2 separate regions of the Mus musculus genome follow, and region 2 is linked to region 1. Evidence: chromatin loops called from intact Hi-C (ENCODE). Cell type or tissue: heart. All regions are shown on one strand. Each heading gives the region's core, and the rest is flanking DNA. Links, peaks and the distances in the headings are about the cores only. Region 1 has its middle 3.9 kb from the start of Emx2. Region 2 holds the start of 4930442E04Rik (RIKEN cDNA 4930442E04 gene).

The links. Hi-C counts contacts between places; a loop is a spot of excess contacts. Peaks named below come from ENCODE experiments on the same cell type or tissue, not always from the same donor. Only the 100,000 strongest peaks of a DNase experiment are listed, where the experiment ranks them.
Region 2: a loop joins it to region 1, with 5 times the contacts of the local background. A loop is called at or near these places in 7 of 42 quality-filtered maps.

Annotation. Positions count from the first base shown.
Region 1 is chr19:59,452,570-59,456,957 of GRCm38, reverse strand. It overlaps Emx2os. Among named protein-coding and RNA genes, the nearest start is that of Emx2, 3.9 kb to the left of the region's middle. In heart, for the core only: CTCF peaks have their summits at 1,137 and 2,575; a DNase peak (open chromatin) is centred at 2,557; H3K27me3 peaks cover 4,000 bases.
Region 2 is chr19:59,170,528-59,174,915 of GRCm38, reverse strand. It overlaps 4930442E04Rik (RIKEN cDNA 4930442E04 gene), which reads right to left and starts at 3,135. Exons shown (of 2, transcript NR_167767.1): 1 at 2,671-3,135; 2 at 1,322-1,557. In heart, for the core only: no CTCF peak of the experiment used is centred there; no DNase peak of the experiment used is centred there; H3K4me3 peaks cover 980 bases; H3K27me3 peaks cover 4,000 bases.

The sequences.
Region 1 (4,388 bases), core at 139-4,138:
AGAAGCTCAAGGGAGCCCCTAGGTAGAATGGGAGTTGAGAAAAGTGTTTCCACCTCAGCTTTGCTCTCCTCGTGGTATAAATCTGCCCTTGCCTTAGACTTCAGATCATTTCACCTTCTATTCTAGATGGCCTTCTTTCTTTGTCCCTTTTTGGGGGCAAGTTCAGAGATTATGGGCATTAGATTCAGCCCTATAAAAAAGGGTATGCATTTGAGGCCACATTCTCCTCATTCCTGAACCAGACCCCAAATATAGCTGAGAAATCTCTCCCTAGTTTCATCTGGGTTGTGGAAATAGAGGCTGTGCCTCTGAAGACTGGAGCCCAAAGAAGGGCGGAAGTCTTGGGCCATGCCTAGTCAAGCAAGATTCAGAGGAGCTAGGGCTTCTAGAAACAAACGCTAGAAACAAACGCTTCCACTTGGTCACACTGCAGATACTCTGGAGGAGGGTGAGAAGGTGAGTCTTGTCTTGAATGGGTCTGCAATGCTGTGACTACAAATTAGGACCACTAAACTCTTCACTCAGAACCAAATACCTCCCCCAGCATTAGCATCATTAGCATTAGTACGCTTGGCTGTGGGTATCACAGCCATTGACTTTGAGCGGCAAGGAATCCAGACCTGTTTGGAAGATTTGATTGAAACTCCCATATGTTGGTGGGACTTACTTGATCCCTCACCTCTCTGTACCAGGGTGTACTGGGGAAATGTCTTGAGGGAATGAGCACCTAGCTTCAGACAAGGGCCTCCAGTCTCTTGCATGAGGCAGGGGCATATCACCAGTTTCATGATCCTCAGCAAGCCACCAGCCTCTTGCAAAGTTCCCTTCTACCATTAGATTGCCGACCCGAGGTGGTCTCTGGGTGCCCTGCAGGTAGCCAGTGCTCAAGAGCAGCAGGAGCATTTGGCAGTCAAGTACATGAACCCAAGGAGGCTCTGCCCCTTCTCGCTCAACCTCCACTGAAGAAGAAAAGCGGGTTTCCGGTGAGTCAGGCTGGGTGCAGAAGCCATAGATGCCAAATAATCTATGCTAATTCATGCTCCCAGCCCAGAGGTGCCCCGGAAGAATCTGGTCTCCTCAGCGTGTAGAGGAATTAACTAGAGAGTAACTTATTAACCACACTGACCAGCAGAGGCGCACCAGGGCTCCGGGCATTCAAGTCCAGCTTGAGACCCAGAGCTCATAGATGGCCTAGCAGAATTCTAGTCCTAGGTTCCTTAAGGACCCAAGAAGCCACTGTTTGGTTAAGTACCTGTACACACAGCTGGGCTGATTCTCTTTGCCCAGTGTGCACTCCAAGTCACTGGGGGATTGGGCACCATGGTTTTTGCAGAGGACTAGAAGACACATGTGAATGTTCTAATAATGCATTTGTCTCTTACTGAAAGACCAGCGTCAACACCTCAGTCTCTCCTGACCTCATTTTGTCATATGTAAAAATGCAGCCCGTACAGTCTAGAAAGCAGACAGGAGCAGTGGCCATTGAGTTTCTGTATGGCCGTATGATCAAACAGTTATTTAGTGGAGTAAAGGTAATTACAGACCCCGTTTTCAAAGCTGTACAGTACGAAGTGTGAATTTTACTATTTGTAGTTATACCTAATAAAACTACCCCACCCCCAGTACATTGGTAGCTTTACTGTGTGACCTTGGGCAAGCTAAGCTATCCTCTTTGATTCTTTTTCCTCTTCCTCCAAATGGGAATAAACAATAATACAATAAATAGCATTTGGGATTGTTGCAAGAGATTGGCAAAGCAAACTGTTCAGACAGTGTCTAGCACATATGGAACCTTAATAAAAGCCAGCTCCTCTCGTGGATGTTGCTGTTATTATGTGCCTCCAGCCAGGGCATCACAGACCGAACAATAATGCTGTAAAAAGGCATCCACAGTAACCTCACCCCTGCCTGCCGTGTTCCTCTGTGCTTCCCGTAGGAGGTGCTGGATTCTTGAATCTCTACAGGTATCAAAGGGTAGTGATCTCTGAGGATCTGTGATAACCATGGGCTTTGAGTATCCTGCAAAGCCTCTGTTTACAGAGAAGCAGTGCCCTCAACTCTGCTTGTGGGGTTGCTAGGCCCCAGAGCTATCTTGGGTGGGTGGATAGCATCAAGCAACTCTAACGGATAGAACTTCCTGGGACAACTAGATGTGTATCACAAATGTCTGAATAAATGTGTTAGAAGTTGTTGAGGTTGGGTGAGCTTAGCTCATTTTTAGTGTTCTGTACATTTTCGTCATTGCTAGGCTGGTGTTTGGACCCTGTAGTGTCCCAGAGTAGTGAACCTCACTGTATACCACCAGTGGCCCTCAGGCTTGTGTCAGATGTCCTGAGAAGGCCCACTCTAGCTCTGGCTGCGAAGTTTCTCCAACTCTGTAATTGTGATCCCAGTCTCCCCGGCCTCTGAAAGCTACAGCGGCTGTGGGAAAACGAAAAAAGAGAATTAAGACCTTAAAAACATTTTTTAAAATTATCACGGTAAATCCCTTTCTGGCGTTGTCCCCAGAGTTCTCTCGCGGAGTAGGCAGGGATGCCCAGGGCCGCGATCCGCGTGTGTGCAGCGGCGCCTAGTGGCGAGGGATTCGAGAAGGCGCGATGCCCTCTGAGCTCCCTGAGAGTGCAAGGGGTTGCAGACCACTGCCACCAATCTCAGTCTGAACCAGAGGAGAACCTCTGAGGAGGTTCATGGGACTTGACCTTGCTTCCCACCTGTCCCCATCGGCTTCAACTCAATTCACCCTCACTGGAATTTCCCCTTCTCTGGGAGCCAGGCTTTCTTCTAAAGGGAGCAAGGAGGAATGGATAGGATACACTCTAACAAGGACGTGGTGACGGGGACTATCTAGGCAAGGGAGATAGCTAGTTACTGCGCAAGGCGAACACAGCTCCATGACTAAGTACCCGGATATCGTTGCTTAATCACTGTGACTTAAAGGAATGGACTTGTAGTGACCCTGACTGAATGGGGTCGGGAAGAACTTGGGTTGCCAGGTTCAGCTCTCCTAGATGTATGCCCCCTTGCGACGGGGAAGAACGGGGGTGGGTCCTTGATTATTGTGCAGGTGAAGAGTATCTCACTAAATGCAAATCCACAAGACTAAGGGGCAGCGTTGGGGCTATGGTGACATGTCCTGCCACCAGACACTCACGGACTTCATCTTTCACGGAGCAACCGAGCTCTTCTCTTGAGGTGAAGCAGTAGAATCCGCATAGAATTGATGGAAGCCTGGATGGTATGAAGAGGGCTTGAGCATTACTGTCAGCCTTACTGCTCAAAGGACAGACTTAGGGGGTGGTACGAACTCTGGAGAGAGCATCTCTCCCGGATCATGGCTTCTGCTGCGCCGAGTGACTTGCAGGAAAGATGCATTGCCTGTGAGTTTCTGGATTTCTGGAAGCCAACGTTTCAGTCCAGAATGCCACACTACTCTGGGAGACACACCAGGGGCATAGGGCTTTAATGCCATCATTGAATCTCGTCAATCCTCAGCACACACAGCTCTGGTGATTCATCATTGAAAGCAAAGAAATAATCAAAGGGGGAGGGATGTCATCGTTTCTTTCTCCATCAGCTGCCTTCAAATAAGAGATTATGGCTAAACAAGGCAGGGAAAACAGATGTTCTCACACACAAGGATGCAGGAGCCAGGGACCATGGACAGGCTTGCCCAGGTGACTTTCCAGAAGGAAATGAAATAGCTCTGTCCCCACCCCCTCCAGTCATCCCAAAGCTGCCCTTCCAAGACACACATAGGTCCAGGATGTGGAGGGGATGGAGGGGGGTTTTCAGGCACTTTCCTGGGCTCTCTAGTAGCTTTGTCCCCAACTGCTTTTGACCAGAACCCCACAGAGGAGAATGGATCTCCACCTGGAAAATAAAGGATTGCTAGATGTAATAGACAACAGAATGCCCTCTAGAATGCTATTCTGAGCAGTCGCCTCTCCTTTCTGGAATTCCATACTTTTCTAGGGTAAAGAACTGGACCTAGAAAGGAAGGGGTAAAGCCATCTGAGGAAAAAGAGAAATGCCAGGCTTTTTCTTTTGGACTCTCCTTGAAAGCTGGGGAGGATGCCAGGAAGACTTGGGAAACACTATTAGCTCCTGTCCTGTGTGGAACTTGGCTTTAAGCAGGTCCTTTCACACCCACGAGTCAGCGAACTTTTCAAAGTGTGGCGAATGGTAAGATGCCCATTTTCCAGGTGAGAAGGCTGAAGGTCAGAGAAGTTGTACACTGTGCCACTTTGCAGTGATTAGATCATGAGGAACCCTGGACAGCCCAAGCTACTTCTCACCCAGCCTCCAGAGATCACACTCCAGCCAACACAAAAGGTCAGCAAAGAGTCCCCACCCTCAGATGGGTCACCCAAACTGACCCAAGCCACAGG
Region 2 (4,388 bases), core at 282-4,281, 280 kb after region 1:
AAAATTTTTTTAATTGAATGCTTCATACTTAAGCTATTAATTCATTACTGACAAAACTTAGTTCCTTGATACAATGTGCAAGGCTAAGAAGTGGAATTCAATGGAACCAATTGCTTCACATGTAAATAAACGAATCCAGAGTTGGGCTTACTGCACACTTAAGGCTGGTCCTTAAGAGGAAAGAGGACAGAAATACCTGGATGGAGGGTTACATTCTCCATTTGTGGTTCATTTATTTTTCTATTTATTTTTCTATGAGTCTATTACCTCAATGACTTCCTGCAGGATGGGAACATTAGTAACTAGACACGATCAGGCTCTTCTTCACCTCTCACAACTTTGCAGATGAAAGTTTGTGCAAATGCCAGTTATCCTGGTTGTTAATTATATTGAGAACCCTACTCACAGAAAGACTTCCTTTCTGCTTGCCTCATCTTTTCTGATGCTGTGAACTTTTACCTCCTATTTCTTCTGGAAATAAAAAGGGCCGAGGGGTGCTCAGCACCATCTTCACCCTGCTTTCTAATGCACTGAGTGAGAGAACATGGGCAGAGGCACAGACTATGAAAGGCATCCCCGTGGCTCAGGTCAAAGAATATTTAATTCATTTCTGCAGCATCATCTCACCCTGTCCCAAAGAGTGCATTCTCTTGCCAACTCTACAAAGCTTGGACAGAGATGAGAATGCAGCTTTGAGTCTGGGGTGGGGAGAACCAGGACTGCAGCCCAGAGGGCCCCCCCACCCCGCCCCACTCCACTTGCTAACTAGTTGTCTAATCCTTAATAAGTTGCTTTGTCTTTCTCGGCTCATTTTCCTCATCTGTCAAGTCAAATGAAGGTTCTGGAATGGATGATCTCTAAAAATCCTTCCAGCTCTACAGTTCTATTCTGGGTCTCTCTGCACCTGCAGACAGACATGTGGGGGCAGGAAGGGCACTGGGAGGGAGAAGAATGTAAGCAGGGGAGTAAAACACTTTCACCTGGAGCAGCCCTATGTCCTCATGTGTGCTGCACAGAACAAGCTTGTCGCAGATTATTCAAATAATTGAGCGGGTCCCCCTCCCCTTTCTTTTGCCAATGGACACACAGCTTTCATTTGGCTGGGAGCAGCAGCTGCTTTTCTGAAATTTCCATCCAGGGCTTCCATCCTCCACTGTGTCCTCTGGGAAACCTGTCATGGTTTTTCTGGATGGATGCCCGCAGAATTTTAAACCAGAGAGAGAGAGAGAGAGAGAGAGAGAGAGGAGTCAGAGTAGAGAGAAAAGGGGAGAGAAGGAGGTAGGAGGCACAGAGCACTATACATAACAAAAAGCAAGTGTAGTTGGTAGTTATGATTGACTTTTATTTAATTTTGTTATGTCAAGTGCCTGGAGCCTAGATGGGCATCTGGCAACAGTGTCTTTCTCGTACTTCCAAAATGCAGCTCTGATTAAAGCCAGTGAGTTCACATAGCTGATTGGTTTGTTCTAGATCATGTAGAAGACAGCTTGCATGTGTTTCGCTGAAGACCTCCTGGGTGCTACATCGCTTTTGACATTTCCAGACCTTGATAAATCTCTATATCATCAAACCAGATAGAGAGTCCCAATGTCTTCCTTTCTCAAGAAAGCATTTGTAGATTCAATAAGCATTGAATGGTGGTGTGTCTCTGCCCTCAGAACTAAGAGTCTCCCAACTTTAAACGGTACAATTTTTCCAACAAAGTTGTTAGAAAGATTCGCCCCCAGCCAGTAGAAATGTGAAATCCTGAACTTTGATCCCAGACAGTCATCAGACAACTTTAAGACACAGAGAACTGGATTTTGTTCACCCCAAATCAGGTCGGTGCAGGATGATGCTTCTAGGAAATGCTCCTGGCTAGTAATAAATAGCATGGCCAGAAGCAAGATTTTATGTTTCTACATCCATCTCATGTCATTTGGGCATGAAGTGAAAACAAATGTCAAATACTCAAAATGTTTTAGTATTAACATTAAGGTCATAGCCATGTGTTTCTTTGAGCACTCTGCATCCCTTGGGGATTCCCGGGAAACTCAAAGCAGGGAGTAGCTGGGAACTAAGTCAGAGCCGACCTGGAATACTGACTTCTGAGGTTAGCCAGAGAGAAGTTCAAATTCTGTATTCACTAATCTGAGGTTTGGACAAGTAATTGAAAGTAATTTGACAAGAACTGAGTCCTCTACTCATTTAGCTCTAAACTGGGATGTTACCTTCCCAAGAAAGGGGTTAAGAATATTAAATGTATTTAGACACCCAATATGGGAGTGCTCAAAACAAACAATCAGCTGCTCCAGGGTTCAAATGAAGGGGCAGGGCCAGCTCCCAAGAAATCTGAAATGGTGAGCTGGCCACTTTTATTTTTTAAAAAGACTTCCTTCCAGGCCTTTGACTTCTCGTGTAGTAGGTGTCCTCCCGGTAACTAGGAGGCTGCAGAGTCCCAAGGCCTAGGGGCCTGAACCATCTAAGATGGTCGATTTCTATCTGGACTGTTGTTGGGGTCTCAATAATTCTTCAAGGTTTTTAAAGTCAGAGTGGGGACTCCCACTTGCCGCTAAGCAGGAGTCCGGACACTTCACGCAGGTTATTCCGTTCTGCCTACCGCCTGGTGTGTGTGTGTGTGTGTGTGTGTGTGTGTGTGTGTGTGTGTGTGTTTGGGCTGGAATTCCGGACCTGCACCCGGAGCAGTACTCCCGACGGATCTCAGCAAGGGCACCCATCCGAAGCCTCAGGAATCCTCCTTCACAGGTGTAGTCGTTGGGGCCAAGGCAGTGGGCGTACCGCACTTCTCCAGTCGGCCGGCTAGCTCGCCAAGGAGAGACCCTTTTCTTCTTTCCGCTTCCTTGCGTTCCTGTGGGGTAGAAGTTCTAGGCACTTGCGGGCCGGGTCTCACAGAGGCGTCCCGCCTGAGGACAGCTCCCGCAGAGATCTATATCTTTGGGCTCTCAATCTGTCCCCGGGATACTCCCCGCTCAGTGAACATCACTCAACATAATCACCCCAAGTATCCCCAATCATATAAAGTCAACTCCCCAAGGTCTGCCTGAGTGCCACAGAAACCTTGGGAACAGACCAAACGCGATTGCTCCTAAGAGACCGGCCGGAGGTGGCTTGGAGAGGAGCGTTGTTACCCGGCTCGGCCCACCCCCTCCACGTTCAGCAGTCTCGAGGGACCGCGGTGGTGGCCGGGAGGTGACAGCCGGACTGTGGGGCGGGCGCAGAGCCCCTCGGAGGCCGCCACACACACTCGCTGTCCTCCCCACTCACTTTGTGCCTCCCACCCTCTCGCCCAGACCCCCGCCCCTCCCCCGCCCGCCTCCGCCCCATTCTTGGAATTGTGTGGAAAAATTCTCAGCCAAACCTCCCACCTCTCCTCGCCTCCCCCCCCCCACTCCCTTTTAAAAACCCCCTTTCCTCCGCGGCCCCTGCACTCTTTGTGAATGAGGGCCGGGAACACGGCCCTTCCCCCGCCCAGGAGCCACGCCAGACCGCCGCACTCAGAGGACTGTTTGTTAATAGTCCAATTAGATAATTGCCATCTTTCACTCCTTTTGCTCCGCATTTCCCATAAAGGAATGAATGGGGAGAGCGGCGTGGAGAGGGCTTCTGCCCCGGCAAGGTGACGAGAAGGGCTGGAGCAAGCTCCTTGCACAAGGCCATGCGCTTGAATTGAATCATTGTGGCCTAATCAATGCTGTTATTGGATTACTGGCTGTTGCTTTTCTCAAAGACATTGTAGCAAGACAATGAAATAGCTAGGGGGAAACTTTTTTTTTGAAGCAGATCTCACAGTTGAGATTTTTTGCTCTCTCTCTCTCTCTCTCTCTCTCTCTCTCTCTCTCTCTCGTATTCCTCCCTCCCTCTACCCCCCCCCCCCCACTCTGAGTACAAAGCTGCCCTTTGAATGGGCTGCCTCAGGGCCGCTGGAGGTGCAGGCATGAAAAAAATCCAACTGGGGCTACAGGAAGAGGGGCGGCAGTTTAAGATGGCTGTCAACGTCGAGGTGTGTTAAGGAGTCGCTTGGGGAGAAAGCTTGGCTTTTTTGGAGTGTGGGGGAGAGACTTTAGGGGGAAACTTTTCTCCTCCCCCCTTCTTTCCCCACCCAGAGGCAACTGCTTTCTATAGCTACAGGGACTGAGGGGGTAACCCCCCCCCATCTGGCTCTATCTGGAGAGTCTAGAGGAACCCCCCTTTAGCCAGTATGTGAGCAGGACGGTCAAAGGCAAAGAGAAAGTTAATAATGCCTGCTAATGGTGTTAGCAATTCAGGATGAATCTTGTCAAAAGTTTTTCTGGAAGTGTGGGTCTTTGATTGTGTTTCCCGAAAGCAAGACCAATCATTTCCGTTTATTCACTGGCTAAACCCCTACTTGATTGGGGACAAGGACAGAA